Linked DNA regions of Homo sapiens: region 1 is linked to region 2. Evidence: read pairs that join two places in POLR2A ChIA-PET (ENCODE). Cell type or tissue: A673. All regions are shown on one strand.

Region 1 (4,000 bases), 220 kb after region 2:
TGAGCCACCACGCCCAGCCGCTTATTGTAATTTTTAGAATAATTGCTAAAAATGGTAAAAAACCAGAATAGCTCTCAAACTAACACAGGAACAAAATGAAAATGTAAAAATGCAACCAAACTAAACAAAGCCAAAAATGAGATAAAAGAACAGAGAAGGCCAGGAGCAGTGGCTCATGCCTGTAATCCCAGCAATTTGGGCGGCTGAGGCAAGTGGATCACTTGAGATCAGGAGTTCGAGACCAGCCTGGCCAACATGGTGAAACCACATCTCTACTAAACATACAAAAATTAGCCAGGCGTGGTGACGGGTGTCTGTGATCCCAGCTACTCAGGAAGCTGAGGCAGGAGAACTGCTTGAACCCAGAGGCAGACGTTGCAGTGAGCTGAGATTGCACCATTGCGCTCCAGTCTGAGCAACAGAGTGAGACGCTGTCTCAAAAAAAAAAAAAAAAAGAAAAAAAAAAATAGGACAGAGAATAGGTGATGAATAGAAAGCCCATTCATGGCAAACTGCATATCAGTAATTACATGAATGGTAAGTGGGTTAAATGCTCCAGCTAAAAGACAAAGATTGTCATACTGGATAGACACCAAATCCAACAAATATTAAATACAAGAAACACGTGTAATACTTAGAGATAAAGCAAGACTGAAAGGAAAATAATAAAGAAGTATACACTATTGAAATACTATTAGGACAGCCAGTGTAGTAAATTCCAATGTCAAGCAAATGTACTTTAAAATGAAAAAAAAAAAAAAAAGCGTCTCTAGAATTAAGGAGGGTCACCCTATAATAATAAAAGATTATTTTAAATTTGTATGTACCTAATTACATGATACATAGAGCAATGTGAACAGAATTATATGGAGAAACAGACAAGTCCATATTCATAGTGGGATGTTTGACACAGCTTTTTCAGTAATCAATGGAACAGGCAGACAATAAATCAATAACACTGTAGAAGATTTGAGACATCATAATGAACAATCTTGTTGTATGAACATATGGAGAACTGTGCACCCAACAAGTGAAAAATATGTTATTTTCAAAAAGATATCATCCATTTTAAAATACGATGATCTGCTGGGCCAAAACGCAAGTTTCAACACATTTCAAAGGATTAAAATACAGCAGATAATGTTATCCTAACATATTGCAAATAGTTTAAGAATCGATAATAAAAATATTAAAAAGTCCCTGTACCTTTGAAAACTATACTTTCGAGTAACGTGCTTCTAAAATATACTTCTAAATAATGCATGGGTTTCAGAACAAATAAAAACGGAAATTTGAAATTACTTTGAACTATACTATATGTAATGAAAAACAAAATACAACAAAACTTATGGAGTAAAGCTAATGCAGTGTTTGGGGGGAAATTTATAGCCTTAATTGCATATTTTAGGGAAGAAGAAAGACTTAAAATATAATGAGCTAAGCACATTCATTTTAAGATGTCAGGAAAAGAACAACTAAAGAAACCCAACAAAAATAGACAGGAGGAAATGATTTAAATATATAATAAAGTAGACAGGAGGAAATGATTTCAATGTATAATAAGTATAAAAACAAACACACAACGGAGAGAATCAACAAAGCCAAAACTGAAACCACTAATAAAATTGGTTAATCCCTAAAGAGAATGATTAAAAGGAAACAATTTGACAGTTTTCACAAAAGGCATCTGTGAAAAGAAAAAGAAAATAGAAAAGGAAAAGGCTGGGCGTGGTGGCTCACGCCTGTAATCCCAGCACTTTGGGAGGCTGAGGCGGGCGGATCACCTGAAATCAGGAGTTTGGCACCAGCCTGGCTAACATGGTGAAACCCCATTTCTACTAAAAATACAAAAAATTAGCTGGGCGTGGTGATGGGTGCCTATAATCCCAGCCACTCAGGAGGCTGAGGCAGGAGAATCGCTTGAACCCGGGAGGCAGAGGTTTCAGTGAGCTGAGATCGCGCCATTGCACTCCAGCTTGGGCGACAAGAGTGAAACTCTATCTCATAAAAAAGAAAAGGAAAAAAAAAAAAGAAAAGAAGGCACAAATAACAAATACAAGAAATAAAAAAGGGACTTCACCACAAAATAAGAGTATATTATCGAAAACTTTAAGCCAACAAACTTGAAAATTTGGTGAAATGAACAGATTCACAGAAAAATACAACCTAACTGACACAATAAGAAATAGAAAACCTTAGTCCTTGGGCAGGTGCAGTGGCTCACACCTGTAATCCCAGCACTTTGGGAGGCCGAGGCGGGCGGATCGCCTGAGGTCAGGAGTTCAAGACTAGCCTGGCCAACATGATGAAACCCCATCTCTACTGAAAATAACAAAAATTAGCTGGGCGTGGTGGCGGGCCCCTGTAATCCCAGCAACTTGGGAGGCTGAGGCAGGAGAATCGCTTGAACTCAGGAGGCGCAGGTTGCAGGAGCAGAGATCACACCATTGCACTCCAGCCTGGGGGACAAGAGCGAGACAAAAAAGAAAATCTTAGTCCTGTAACTATCAGAGAAATTAAACTGTAATTTAAAAAAATCCTATGATAAAACTCAGAGCCTAAATTCCTTCATTAGGGAATACTACTAAACACTGAAGAAAGAAATAAAGCTAAGTTATAACATACTTTTTCCAGAAAGGAGAAAAAGAATCATGGACTAATTTTGGGAGACTAGCATAACCTTTATACTAACAGCCAACGAGAACAGTTAAAAAAAAAAAAAAAGAAAGAAAAATACAGATTAATTTCACTCATTAACTGCAAAAATCCTAGACAAAATATTAGCAAGTCAAATCAAGCAATATATAAAAGGATTATACATAATGACCATATTGGATTTATTCCAGGAATGCAGCTTTGGTGTAACATTAGGAAATCAATGGACAGAATTCACCATGTTAATAGATTGAAGGAGGAAATTCAGCCGGTGTGGTGGCTCATGCCTGTACTTTGAGAAGCCAAAGTGAAGCCAAGTGTTTTGAGAGGCCACACTGTGAGGACAGCTTGAGGCCAGGAGTTTGGAAAGAGCCTGGGCAACATAGTGAGACCCTGTTTCTACAAAAAATTAGCTGGGTATCATGATGCATGCCTATAGTCCCAGCTACTCAGGAGGGTGAGGCGGGAGGATCGTTTGAGCCCAGGAGTTCAAGTTTACAATAAGCTATGATTGTACCACTGCACTCCAGCCTGGGTAACAAAAGAAGACCCTGTCTCTTAAAAAAAAAAAAAAAAAAAGGGTATAAAGGGTTAGGAAGTTGGGAAAAAAATTACCAAAAGAGTCTTTTTTTTTTTCTTTAAGACAGAGTTTTGCTTTTGTTGCCCAGGCTGGAGTACAAGGGCAAGATCTCAGCTCACTGCAACCTCTACTTCCCAGGTTCAAGCAATTCTCCTGCCTCAGCCTCCCAAGTAGCTGGGATTACAGGCGTCTGCCACCACGCCCAGCTAATTTTTTTTTTTTTTTTTTTTTTTGAGACGGAGTTTTGCTCTGTCACCCAGGCTGGAGTACAGTGGCACGATCTTGGCTCACTGCAAGCTCCACCTCCCAGGTTCGCGCCATTCTCCTGCCTCAGTCTCCCGAGTAGCTGGGACTACAGGTGCCCACCACCACACCCAGCTAATTTTTTTGTATTTTTAGTAGAGACGGGGTTTCACTGTGTTAGCCAGGTCTCAATCTCCTGACCTTGTGATCCACCTGCCTCAGCCTCCCAAAGTGCTGGGATTACAGGTGTGAGCCACTGTGCCCGGCTAATTTTTATATTTTTAGTACAGACAGGGTTTCACCGTGTTGATCAGGCTGGATGGTCTTGAACTCCTGACCTCAGGCGATCCACCTGCCTTGGCCTCCCAAAGTCCTGGGATTATAGGCGTGAGCCACTGCACCTGGCCCAGAGTCATTATTCTTATATACTGATTCTATATGAAGAAAATCCAAAAGAATCTACTGATAAACATTACAGTTAAAATATTTTAGCAAGGTTAATGGATATAGAGTCAATATACA
Region 2 (4,000 bases):
AGATAGCATTTTCACTACCAGATTGACAGATGTTTTAAATACTGTCATTCTAGCACTGGTGAAGGTGTGAGAAACTGTTGGCAATGCCGTCTGTTATCTTGGGGAAACTCAGCAACAACCTAAATGTCCGCCATGAGAGGGTTACATAAATTACAAAACATCCTCGCTATGGAATACCAGAGCTCTGTGGCGACAGGAAACAAACCCCAGAATATAAGTGGAAAATGCAAGGTACGGAAGATTACACACGGTTCCTTCCCAGTTTACCTTTGTTTCCCTTTTTTTTGTGTGTGTGTGTGAGACGGAGTTTTCGCTCTTGTTGCCAGGCTGGAGTGCAGTGGCGCCATCTCGGCACACCACAACCTCCACCTCCCAGATTCAAGCGATTCTCCTGCCTCAGCCTCCTAAGTAGCTGGGATTACAGGCATGCGCCACCACGCCCGGCTAGTTTTGTATTTTTCGTAGAGACAGGGTTTCTCCATGTTGGTCAGGCTGGTCTCAAACTCCTAACCTCAGGTGATCCACCCGCCTCAGCCTGCCAAAGTGCTGGGATTACAGGCGTGAGCCACCGCGCCTGGCGAGAAGATTCTTAAGTACATGAACATTCTGAACAGAAAGACCTGTATTCCCTCACAAATGTCTGAGTTCTTAGCTCTGGCATTCTCAACACTCACTGTTTCTTGAGGTTTCCTGTGTTCCAGAACCTGGTCTAATCGTTCTCTACTATGATATACTGATACTTCATTCATCAGGAAACATAACTCCTTGAACATAAAGAAAAAGAACAAAAAGCGAAAGGGCACCTCGGAATAGTCAAAATATGGGCCTGAAGCCCTCACCCTGAGCTTTGCTCATGGAAGACTACTGGCCCCATATGAAATCCATCTCATTCTAACAATTTGATGCTAACAAGTTTCCCAGCCACATCTGCAAACTAGGAAAGGAGAGAACAGGGCTCCAGACAGACCTGCAAGTTAAGGCCACAGTAAGAGAGGCCAAAAATATAAACACTCACAATGCAGTTTTGATGTGGGGACACTTCATAGACGAAGGATTCTTCACATTTCAATGGCCCTACGGGAGCCTACATATTAAAACAGAAGACCAAACATTAACACCCGTAATAATGACCCTGAAAACATCCAAGAGAGGTTCAGTCATGGGCCATCAAATGATGGAGTGTTCTAGAAAGACTTCTCATCATAATGGTTAAAATGAAATGTTTTAAAGTCAGCCTCGTGGAAAATTCGCTTGAACATTCCATTGCCTGACAAATGCTGAAATACTGGCAAGTGTGAACTAACATGGCAATGTGCTGTCTTAATTTCTCCTTCGAGGTGCATATCACTAACCCGACACACATAGTTACATTAGAAGGACCCACGTCCTTCTGTCTTCTTCTCAGCAGCATTGCTGAATAGCCTCCTGCTCTTAATATGGCATTTAATTTAGCTATCTCAAAATTAATTTCTTTTATATGTGTGTGTGTATATATATATATATATATATATTTTTTTTTTTGAGACACTGTCACTCTGTCACCCAGACTGTAGTGCAGTGGCGTGATCACAGCTCACTGCAGCCTCGACTTCTCAAGGCTTAAGGGAGCCTCCCACTTCAGCCTCTTGGGTAGCTGGGACCACAGGCACACCCAGCTAATTGGAAAAAAAAAAAAAAGGGTTTTTTGGTAGAGATGGGGGTCTCTCTAGGTTGCCCAGGCTGGTCTCAAACTCCTAAACTCACAGGATCCTCCCGCCGCAGCCCCCAAAGTGCTGGGATTACAAGCATGAGCTACCAGGCCTGGCCAATTTTTTACCTTCTAGCCACATTTCTTAATTATATGGCTATGAAGTAACTGAGCCATTCCTTTTAAAACCAATGATTCAGCTACATGTCCTTTCAATCTACCCAATCTACAGGAATTCACCTGGTTAAAAAGCCAATGGCAGGGCTGGGAACGGTGGCGCACACCTGTAATCCCAGCACTTTGGGAGGCCGAGGCAGGCAGATCACAAGGTCAGAAGTTCAAGACCAGCCTGGCCAACATGGTGAAACTCTACCTCAACTAAAAATACAAAAATTAGCCGGGCACGGTAGTGCATGCCTGTAGCCCCAGCTACTTGGGAGGCTGAGGCAGGAGAACTGCTTGAACCCGGGAGGTGGAGATTGCAGTGAGCCGAGTTCGTGCCACTGCACTCCAGCCTGGGAAACAGAGCAAGACTCCATCTTGAAAAAAACAAAAAAAAAACAAAAACCAAAACAAAAACAAAAAAAACACAGGTGGCAGTAATACTCCCGCAAGTAGATACTGTTTCTCCAAGCTACAGCTTTTATGGTAATTCCTAGTGGTTTTAGCAGAAATAACCAGCCACACCACAAATAAACTCCCTGAAATCTATTTTGTTAAATGCTGTGGAACTACAGGGAAGCCACTTTGTGGACTAAGAGCAGCTTCCTAGTAGAAGGCAGGTCTTCAGTAGGACTAAGCAGGACGGTGGTAAGAAAAGTTCTAGCTGGCTACACTTGAGGCACCAAAAACGCCATCCATGAACATTCTCTGGCTTTGAACCCAAAAGCACTTTTTACTTCATTTGAGTATGAATGGATACATTTTCAATCGCTATCAAGATTCTTTGTCAGGCCCGACGTGGTAGCTCATGTCTGTAATCCCAGCACTTTGGGAGGCCAAAGCAGGCAGATCAAAAGGTCAAAAGATTGAGACCATCTTGCCCAACACGGTGAAACCTCGTCTCTACTAAAAATACAAAAATTGGCTGGCCATGGTGGCATGCACCTGTAGTCCCAGCTACTCAGGAGGCTGAGGCAGGAGAACTGCCTGAATTCAGGAGGCGGAAGTTGCAGTGAGCTGAGGTCATGCCACTGCACTTCAGCCTGGCGACAGAAAGAATCTGTCTCAAAAAAAAAAAAAAAAAAAAAAAAAAAAAAAAAAGATATGTCAGCATTTTGAGACAAGCAAGTATCACAGGCCTCAGTAACAGCCTCTTTCATGGAACTCACCTTTGTCACATGGTATTTACTGACATGGGGGGCAGGAGTAAATGTTTATTTTCCCACAGTTTTCTTATCAACCTGACACCCCCATCCCCACCCCGCAAGCTGCATTCCCTCTCTTCCTGCCAAGGGGTAGCAAAATACTTGGAGATTCCTCTTTTGTCTTAGCTTAGGCCAACTACTCACCCAGTAACCAATAAACGCTTTGCTAATCTCTTACATTCGGATTGATGTGTTTGTTTCCAAGACAGAGTCTTGCACTGTCGCCCAGGAGGGAGTGCAGTGGCACAATCTTGGCTCACTGCAACCTCCAACCTCCACCTCCCAGGTTCAAGCAATTCTCGTGCCTCAGCCTCCCAAGTATCTGGGATTACAGGCGCCTGCCACCACCCTGGCTAATTTCTTTGTATTTTTAGTAGAGACGGGGTTTCGCCATGTTGGCCAGGTTGGTCTCAAATTCCTGAACTCAAGTGATCCACCCACCTCGGCCTCCCAAAGTGCTGGGATTACAGACGAGAGCCACCGCGCCCGGCCTGATGTGTTCTTTTTCAGGCACTCAGATAACTCAGTTCCCTTGGTCCTAACTAAGCTGAAGGTCCTCCTGGTGGCCTTGGACAGCTGGGCCACACCTTCCTCTGCCGTCTAAGTGCCAGCACCACAGCTTAATCAGACGACAAACATGTCATGGACGCTACACCTCTAGCGTCATCTCAGCAACACAAAGAGCTGTTTCACAGACAGAGTCGCAACTGACCAGCAAGTACTACTCCCCTCCACTCTGAAAAGAACAGCCGGAGAGCACCAGAAATTCACCTGAATTCTCCTGAAGGGTGCAGCACACAAGACACGGAAATCAAACAGCACAGGCTCCAAACAAAGGGAGAGCAGAGGGAGGAGGCAAAACCCGTCAACAAAACGAAGTACTGAAGGGGAGGGCGCAGCAGGCAGGCACCACCTACAGGAGCGGGGTCCAGGTGAGGCTCTTTTT

What was found. ChIA-PET counts read pairs that join two places held together with the same protein. Peaks named below come from ENCODE experiments on the same cell type or tissue, not always from the same donor. Only the 100,000 strongest peaks of a DNase experiment are listed, where the experiment ranks them.
Region 1: POLR2A ChIA-PET joins it to region 2 with 9 read pairs; 4 of 35 experiments call an interaction of 5 or more read pairs at or near these places.

The regions. Positions count from the first base shown.
Region 1 is chr16:3,929,263-3,933,262 of GRCh38, forward strand. No RefSeq gene overlaps it. Among named protein-coding and RNA genes, the nearest start is that of TRIDDENT, 19 kb to the right of the region's middle. In A673, no CTCF peak of the experiment used is centred here; DNase peaks (open chromatin) are centred at 1,539 and 2,869.
Region 2 is chr16:3,709,370-3,713,369 of GRCh38, forward strand. All of the region lies in intron 1 of TRAP1 (TNF receptor associated protein 1), which reads right to left. Among named protein-coding and RNA genes, the nearest start is that of TRAP1, 6.2 kb to the right of the region's middle. In A673, no CTCF peak of the experiment used is centred here; no DNase peak of the experiment used is centred here.